2 separate regions of the Homo sapiens genome follow, and region 1 is linked to region 2. Evidence: read pairs that join two places in POLR2A ChIA-PET (ENCODE). Cell type or tissue: GM12878. All regions are shown on one strand. Each heading gives the region's core, and the rest is flanking DNA. Links, peaks and the distances in the headings are about the cores only.

What was found. ChIA-PET counts read pairs that join two places held together with the same protein. Peaks named below come from ENCODE experiments on the same cell type or tissue, not always from the same donor. Only the 100,000 strongest peaks of a DNase experiment are listed, where the experiment ranks them.
Region 1: POLR2A ChIA-PET joins it to region 2 with 7 read pairs; 1 of 35 experiments calls an interaction of 5 or more read pairs at or near these places.

Annotation. Positions count from the first base shown.
Region 1 is chr12:121,255,123-121,259,511 of GRCh38, forward strand. It overlaps CAMKK2 (calcium/calmodulin dependent protein kinase kinase 2), which reads right to left. Exons shown (of 17, transcript NM_001270485.2): 8 at 661-682; 9 at 428-516. Among named protein-coding and RNA genes, the nearest start is that of CAMKK2, 39 kb to the right of the region's middle. RefSeq lists an enhancer at 471-971. In GM12878, for the core only: no CTCF peak of the experiment used is centred there; a DNase peak (open chromatin) is centred at 2,749; H3K27ac peaks cover 1,239 bases.
Region 2 is chr12:121,781,402-121,785,776 of GRCh38, forward strand. TMEM120B (transmembrane protein 120B) reads left to right here. Exons shown (of 12, transcript NM_001080825.2): 12 at 1-667. The region is part of intron 2 of RHOF (ras homolog family member F, filopodia associated); the gene reads right to left. Among named protein-coding and RNA genes, the nearest start is that of RHOF, 10 kb to the right of the region's middle. RefSeq lists enhancers at 512-571, 612-681. In GM12878, for the core only: no CTCF peak of the experiment used is centred there; no DNase peak of the experiment used is centred there; H3K4me3 peaks cover 2,218 bases; H3K27ac peaks cover 3,784 bases.

The sequences.
Region 1 (4,389 bases), core at 254-4,253, 530 kb before region 2:
CCTCAAGCTTGCAGACAGACTATATTGTGGGACCTTGTGATCGTGTAAGTTAATACTTAATAAACTCCCCTTTATATATATAATTATATATATAATTTTATATATATATAATTTTATATATATATAATTATATATATAATTTTATATATATATAATTATATATATAATTATATATATAATTTTATATATAATTTTATATATATATAATTATATATAATTTTATATATATAATTATATATATAATTTTATATATATAATTTTATATATATATATGTATCTCCTATTAGTTCTGTCCCTCTAGAGGACCCCAATCCACCCGCCCACCTCCCTGTGCTCCAGGAAGAAAATAAGACACTTTCCACTTTGCACCCACGCTCAGAATGCTAACTACCCACTGGGTGAGAGCCCTCCCGCAGGCCCTGCTCACAGTACTCGATGCCTTTGATCAGATCCTGGAAGTAGAAACGGGCCTGGTCTTCAGAGAGTGGTTTGAGGGTGGGCACTTCCATCACGGGCCTGAAAGGTCGACACTCATGTGAAACACAAAGCAGACCCGCCAGCCCTTGCCCTCTCTCATGAGCAGAGCCCAGTGGCACCTCACTCAGCTATGCAGCTACAGAAGCTTCTTGCATCACCCCTGCTGGGAGCTGGGACACTCACCCTTGGTTGACCAGTTCGAACACTGTAGGGAAGAAAAGGGTGAAACTGTTACATGGGAAACTGAACATCCATCTCTCTCTGTCCTCCCCACCTCCCAACCACCTCCAGAAACACCAAGAAAGACAGAAACTAGTATTAGAGCTGGGGAGAGGAACAGTCCACTGAACCAAGCTGGCCAAGGTCCTGCTTTGCTAAATTTCCATCAGAAGGCAAAGAACCAGGGATTTCTGACGTCCCCAGGCCCACAGTCTGGCTTGACTTCTAGTGCTCAAATTGGCCCAGGATCCACTGGTCAAAGAAAACACGGCAGGGGGCTGGGCACGGTGGCTCACGCCAGTGTAATCCCAACACTCTGGGAGGCCGAGGTGGGCGAATCACCTGAGGTCAAGAGCTCGAGACCAGCCTGGCCAACGTGGCAAAACCCTATCTCTACTAAAAATACAAAAATCAGCCGGGCGTGGTGGCAGGTGCCTGTAATCCCAGCTACTTGGGAGGCTGAGGCACAAGAATCACTTGAACCTGGACAGCGGAGGTTGCAGTGAGCCAAGATTGCACCCCTGCACTCTAGCCTGGGCAACAGAGCAAGAATGTCCCAAAAAAAAAATTTCTTTGAGATGAAATTTACGTAACATAAAATTACCCATTTTAAAGCGTGCAATTGAGTGGCATTTAGTATATTCACAATTTTGGGCAATCATCACAACTATCTAGTTCCAGAACATTCTCATCACCTCAAAAGAAAACCTCATACCCATTAGCAGTCACTCCCTATTCTTCCCTCCCTCAATCCCCTGGCCACCACCAATCTGTTTCCTGTCTCTATAGATTTGCCTGTTCTGGACATTTCATATAAATGGAATTGTACACTATGTGGCCTTTTGTGTCTGGCTTCTTTCACTTAGCATCATTAGCACGTTTTTAAGGTTCATCCACACTGGTGCATGGATCAGTGCTTCATTCCCTTTAATGGCTGAATAATATTCCATTGTATGGATAGACCACATTTTCTTTGTCCATTCATCTGTTGAGGGGCATATGGACTGTTTCTACTCTTTGGCTGTTGGGAAGTGCTGCAATGAACGTTCGTGTACATGGATATGTTCATGTGTGGATATCTGTTTTTGGTTCTTTTGGGTATATACCTAGGAGTGGAATTTCTGGGTCACGTGGTATAGTTATTTAATTTGATTCTGCTATGACAAGCATAAATTGGAATACAAGGCTGTACTTTAGGAAGTTAAAAAAAAAAAGAGCACAGTCGATTTCAAAATCCAGTGGAGGATGACTCTGGGGTTGCTTGTTGTTCTGGAATCATACACCCACAATGAGATGAGCATGTAATAGAAACCAGAGGGGATACCCCATTTTCCATGATGGGATTATTATGCACTGCATGCCGGTATTAAAACATCTCATGTAACCTATGACTATATCCACCTACCATGTACCCACAAAAATTAAAAAAACTTTTTTTTTTTTTTTGAAATGGAGTCTTGCTCTGTTGCCCAGGCTGGAGTGCAGTGGCACGATCTTGGCTCACTGCAACCTCTGCCTCCTGGGTTCAAGCGATTCTTCTGCCTCAGCCTCCCGAGTAGCTGGGACTACAGGCACCTGCCACCACACCCGGCTAATTTTTTGTATTTTTAGTAAAGATGGGGTTTCACCGTATTGGTCAGGCTGGTCTCGAACTTCTGACATCAGGTGATCCACCCACCTCGGCCTCCCAAAGTGCTGGGGTTACAGGCAAAAAAATTTTTTAAAAATGAAACCAAAGGGTTGTTTCAAAGCTCTCCAAGGGCTGAGGTGGCCAAGGGGAACAGGGAAGCTACTCAGACAAAAAGAAGGCTTAAAGGTTCTGATCAGGAAAAGAACTGAACTCTCCCAGGCCTTCCCCATCTTCAGTTTCATCAACCAGTGTGAGTTAGGGCAGATTTGCTATTGCTTCAGGCTGTAGTTAAAAACAAAGGCAATGCTGCTAAGGTACAGCTTCTACAGACAACCCAGCGCTGGCCCCCTCAGCTCTGGCCTTTCCTGCCTTGGTTATTTAAGTCTTCACTTGCAAGCTTCATGAATTTCTGCACCATCCTCCCACCCACCCAAGCACCATAAATCAGGTGGCATGAGGGAGGGTGGCCTGTTGAAACAGGTCTATTTTCAGTCGCTAACAGTTCAACCACTTTTGGGGCTGAGCAGTGGGTGGGAATTTTTTAACCTCTAGAAATAGAGATCGAGTTTTCTACTTTTTTTTTTTTTTTTTTTTGAGACAAAGTCTAGCTCTGTCACCCAGACTGGAGTGCAATGGCACGATCTCGGTTCACTGCAACCTCCGCTTCCCAGGTTGAAGTGATTCTCCTGCTTCACCCTCCCAAGTAGCTGAGATTACAGGCATGTGCCACCACATCTGGCTAATTTTGTATTTTTAGCAGAAACATGGTTTCACCATGTTGGTTAGGTTGGTCTCGAACTCCTGACCTCAGGGGATCCACCTGCCTTGGCCTCCCAAAGTGCTGAGATTACAGGCATGAGCCACCACACCCAGCCCCCTCCTCCACCTTTTTTTGTTTTATTGAGACAGGGTCTTACTCTGTCGCCCAGGCTAGAGTGCAGTGGCACAATCATAGCTCACTGCAGCCTCAAACTCCTGGCCTCAAGCAATCCTCCCACCTCAGCCTCCCAAGTGCTGGGGTTACAGGCATGAGCCACCGCACCTGGACTGAGTTTTCTGCCCTTTGCATGTCAGGCCTGTAGCTGCAGACCCTTTCTGATACCTACTACCCGGCCTCATGCACTGCCCTGTCTGTCTCAGTCTCACACGGCTGTGGCTGGAAAGTAAAATATAACCGTGTCAGGATTTTCAAAACCACTGGAATCACATACCCCAAATTAGCATGGCTTTCTGCAACTGCCACCTCGAGTTGTGAAAAACTATCCCTGCAGCTGCCCAGCTCAAGCAGATCACGAAACTCTTCTTTGAGGCTTGGACCATGTTCTCTTTATTCTCATTCCACCCGTCAGCTCAAACCCCCCAATGGCTTCCATCACTCTCAGAGTCAAAGCCAATTTTTTTTTTTTTTTTTTTTGAGACAGTCTCACTTTGTTGCCCAGGCTGGAATGCAGTGGCGCCATCTTGGCTCACTGCAACCTCCGCCTCTCAGGTTCAAGTGATTCTCGTGCCTCAGCCTCCCGAGTAGCCAAGATTATAGGTGCACACCCCCATGCCCAGCTAATTTTTGTATTTTTAGTAGAGACGGGGTTTCGCTATGCTGCCCAGGCTGGTCTCAAACTCCTGAGCTCAGGTGATCCACCCGCTCGGACTCCCAAAGCGCTGGGATTACAGGGGTGAGCCACTGTGCCCGATCCAAGTTCTTTACAATGTTGTAAAATACCTTCTGCCACCTGGTCCCTGCTGTTCTGCCCAAATGTCACCTTGGTGAGACATTCCCTGGGGAGCCACTGTATTTCTCCATCCCCCAACCCAAAACTAGCAGCCCCTCGTGTCCTGCTCGGGGTTTTTGTTTTGTTACGGTGTTGTCGCTTTCAAAACCCACGCATCACACTCAGGTGCGCTCCCCAAGGACAGGGGTTTTTGAATGTTGTCCCTGATGAACCTACAGCAGGGTCTGACAAATTGTAACATTTGTTGAATGAACAAAGGCACGCCTCAGAAAGAGCTCAAAGCCATTCTGACCTGGATCTGGGGTCCCAAGTGAGAGAATTACGCTAAGAATG
Region 2 (4,375 bases), core at 1-4,000:
TCAAGGCTACAGTGAGCCGTGATCATGCCACTGCACTCCAGCCTGGGTGACAGAGCGAGACCCTGTCTCTTAACAACAAAACCCATGAGCGGCAGCCCCCCAGTCCTGGATGGTGGTAAAGAATCCTCAAGATCAAACCCACGCAGTGCTGAGAGCTTGGCCTGATTCTAGGGCTGGGGCTGGAGAAACTGCTAGAGATGATGCCGATAGCCAGTGTGATCCCCCTGCCCTGATGGTCAAGGGCAGAGTGCAGACTGGAACCCTCCCCTCCCCAAAGATTCAGACCTGTGGGGCTGAGTGGGCTCATAGTGTCCCCAAGTCCTGAGAGGCTGGTGTCTGGCTTCAGCCTCCAGCTTCTCAGGTTCTGATGCAGTCAGCTGAGTTCCCTGCCTATTCTTGCAAGCACTAGGAGGAGGGTGGTGGGTTGCTGGGAACAGCACCGAGCGCCCTCCCCACCCAGATTCACAGAGCACACTCCCTGGGGGGATACTTTAATCCGGAGGCCGTGACGCCTGGCTCCGCCCCGAGACGAGCTGAATCCAAATACGGATCTAGGCTTGAGCTTGGTTGGGTTTGCTTTTTTCTTCTTCTTCTTTATAAACAATTCTTTGTAACTTTTTGTATTGACAGTTTCAAACTTACAGTAAAATTGCAACACGAGTATGAAGAGCTCTCTGACTGTGATTCACCACCTGTTTGCATTGGCCCCTCTGACTTTATCTGGAGACAGACACTTCTGTTTCTCCCTGTCAGGGCACGGTAACTGTAGACATCTGCCTCTTCACCCCTTAGCTCAGCGCCTATCTGCTGAGAACAAGGGCGTTCTCTCCCCTGCCCCAAGCCCCCAGAAACCGCATGGACTCTGCATTCTAATCTGATCCACAGACCATAGTCAGATTTTGACCATTTCACCAATATTGTCCTTTATTTTTTTCCCCGTTGAGGAGCCAGCCCAGCCCAGGGTTCTACACTGCACTTAGTCATCCTGCCCCGGTATTTTTTTAAAATCCCCACAGTGAGAACTGAGAGCTTTTCAGGCTCATTGGTGACCAGCCCCCCGCCCCTCCACTTCCTTCCACTGAACAAGGAACGTGGAGGCCCAGGAATCCCCCTGCCCTGTCCGCAGCTGTTGCAGGTGCTGGGTGGCACCAGCCTGCCCCCCGTTCCTTCTCTGCCAGACACCTCTCAGGACAAGTGGCCTCTCCACGGAGTACCACCAGGCCATGTCTGCTCCTAACCCCTTGCTGGTGATGGGGCATGGCCACCCTCTCCCCACTGGATCCCCCTCAACCCAGGGACCTCCAAAAGTCTTCAGCCAGCTCCCCCATGGAACAGTGCTTAAGGGTGAGGTCACTAGAGACAGATGAGACACATGTTCAAATCCCAGCTCTGCCCTCACTGGCTGTGTGACCTTGACTTAGACAGGACAGTGGTGGGAGTCTTGGCTTCCCCATCTGGGACATGAAAATCATAAAATCTACCTCACGGGGCTGTCACCAGCCAAGGCACACCATTGCACTCCAGCCTGGGTGACAAGAGCGAAACTCTGTCTCAAAAAAAATAAAAATAAAAATAAAAAATGAATTAACATAAAGCATTCAACGCCTCAGTTGCACAAGCCTCATTTCAGGTGATGAACTGCCGCCCGGGGCTCATGGCTAATGCAGTGATTGGGGCAGGTGCACGGCATTTCCTCCACTGCAGAAAGTTCTACTGGACGGTGGGCCCCTGTCTACTGCTGGCCACCCCCCGCCCCTACACCATCCTCATCTAAGTCCTCGTCTGTCCCTCTTCCCTGCCTCCTGCAGCCCTTTGATGAATCCATTATCCACCTGACAGCTGGATGGATCTTAAAACACAAGTCATATCCTGGCCCCCTCTCCACAACTGAAGCATCTTCAATGGCTCCCTATTGCCCCCCCCCCCACCTTTTCTTTGAGACAAGAGTCTCGCTCTGTCACCCAGGCTGGAGTGCAGTGTCCCAATCTCAGCTCACTGCAACCTCTGCCTGCCGGGTTCAAGCAATTCTCCTGCCACAGCCTCCCAAGTAGCTGAGATTACAGGTGCTTGCCACCATGCCTGGCTAATTTTTGTTTTTGAGACAGAGTTTCGCTCTTGTTGCCCAGGCTGGAGTGCAATGGCGCGATCTCGGCTCACTGCAACCTACACCTCCCAGGTTCAAGTGATTCTCCTGCCTCAGCCTCCCGAGTAGCTAGGATTACAGGCGCCCACCACCACACCCAGCTAATTTTGTATTTTTAGTAGAGATGGGGTTTCTCCATGTTGGTCAGGCTGGTCTCGAACTCCCGACCTCTGGTGATCCACTCACCTCGACCTTCCAAAGTGCTGGGATTACAGGGATGAAATTTTTGTATTTTTTAAGTAGAGATGGGGTTTTTGCCATCTTGGCCAGGCTGGTCTTGAACTCCTGACCTCAGGTCATCCACCTGCCTCGGCCTCCCAGAGTGCTGGGATTATAGGCATGAGCCACCGTGCCTGGCCCCTATTGCCCTTTGCATAAAATCCAAACATCTCCCCTGGTTCACATGACTTCATCGCCTGCCACACCCGCTTGCTCACTGCAGTCCCGCCAAGGCACCATCTCACTGTTTCTCAAACCCACCAAGCTCTCATGTCCCAGCCTTTGTGCTTGCTGTTCCACATGCCAGGAAGGTCCTTCCCTCATTTCTCTTTTCACCGTTTTCTCTCTAGCATTTTATTCTTAAACATCCAGATTAACCATCTATATTTTTTCCCTTTTGAGGATAACTGCCTGCCCTCTGCGACTGCCTTTATAATAATACATCCTATACTCTATGCAGTTTTCAGGGTGCTTTAGTCTAGAAATGGTTAAGAAATCCTTGGTGAAGCGTGGTGGCTCATGCTTGTAATCCCAGCACTTTGGGAGGCCGAGGCAGGGGGATCACGAGGTCAGGATTTTGAGACCAGTCTAACCAAGATGGTGAGACCCCGTCTCTACTAAAAATACAAAAATTAGCTGGGTGTGGTGGCAGGTGCCTGTAGTCCCAGCTACTCCAGAGGCTGAGGCAGGAGAATTGCTTGAACCTGGGAGGCAGAGGTTGCAGTGAGCCGAGATCGTGCCATTGCACTCTAGCCTGGGTGACAGAGCAAGACGTCGTCTCAAAAAAAAAAAAAAAGAAAAAAAAATCCTTACATGACAGCCAGATATGGTAGGGAAATGATGAATACTCCCACAACATAGGAAGAACCTGAGAGTCACAGAAATGAAGTGATTTGCTTGAGGTCAATGACTCAGTGACTGGGCCAGGAGTCAACCCCAGCTCATGAAATTCCAAGTGGGATGTTCCTTCTGCTGATACACACTAACGTGCTATTTTGTTTTGTATTGTGCAAAAATAGGTTCTGGTCCTTTAAGATGTAACAATGGGGTTCACAGTTCTGGCATAACTTATTCCCTTTTACAAATATGGCCGGAGTGAACAGGTACATTAGTCCCCCTAACCCACAAGGGTGGATTCCAAGACCCCCAGTGGATGTTTGAAACCACAGTCTAGAACTCTAGATACGCTGTTTTTTTCTATATGTACACACCTATAAGACAGCTTAGTTTATGAATTAGGCACAGTAAGAGATTAACAACAAGAATAAAATAAAACAGGGCCAGGCACCGTGGCTCACACCTGTAATCCCAGCACTTTGGGAAGCCAAGGCGGGAGGATCACTTGAACTCAGGAGTTCAAGACCAGCCTGGCTTGTTACCGAGCCAGCTACTGACTGACTCACAGGCAGGTGGTGTCTCCAGCAGGGATACACAGAGGAAGGGGCGAATCATATCCCGGGTGGGATGCAGCAGGACAGCGCACGATCTCATCACGCTGCTCAGAGCAGTGCATGATCTAAAATTTATGAATTATTTCTCGAATTTTCCAGGTAATATTTTCAGACCTCAGGTAACTGAAACTACAGAAAGTGAAACCGTGGATAAGGTTATAAAATGGGGCCCCCTTGGACGTCTTCTCTCATTTCTTTTTTTCTTTACTTTTTTTTTTTTTTTTTTTTTGGAGACAGGGTCTTGCTCTGTTGCCCAGGCTGGAGTGCAGTGGCACGATCTCAGCTCACTGTAAGCTACGCCTCCTGGGTTCAAGTGGTTCTCCTGCCTCAGCCTCTTGAGTAGCTGGGACTACAGGCAGGTGCCACCATGCCTGGCTAATTTTTTTTGTATTTTTATTATTTTATTTTATTTTTGAGACGGAGTCTCACTCTGTCACCCAGGCTGGAGTGCAGTGGTGCGATCTCAGCTCACTGCAACCTCCGCCTCCCGGGTTCAAGCGATTCTCCTGCCTCAGCCTCCTGAGTAGCTGGGACTTGACAGGTGCCCGCCACCACACCAAGC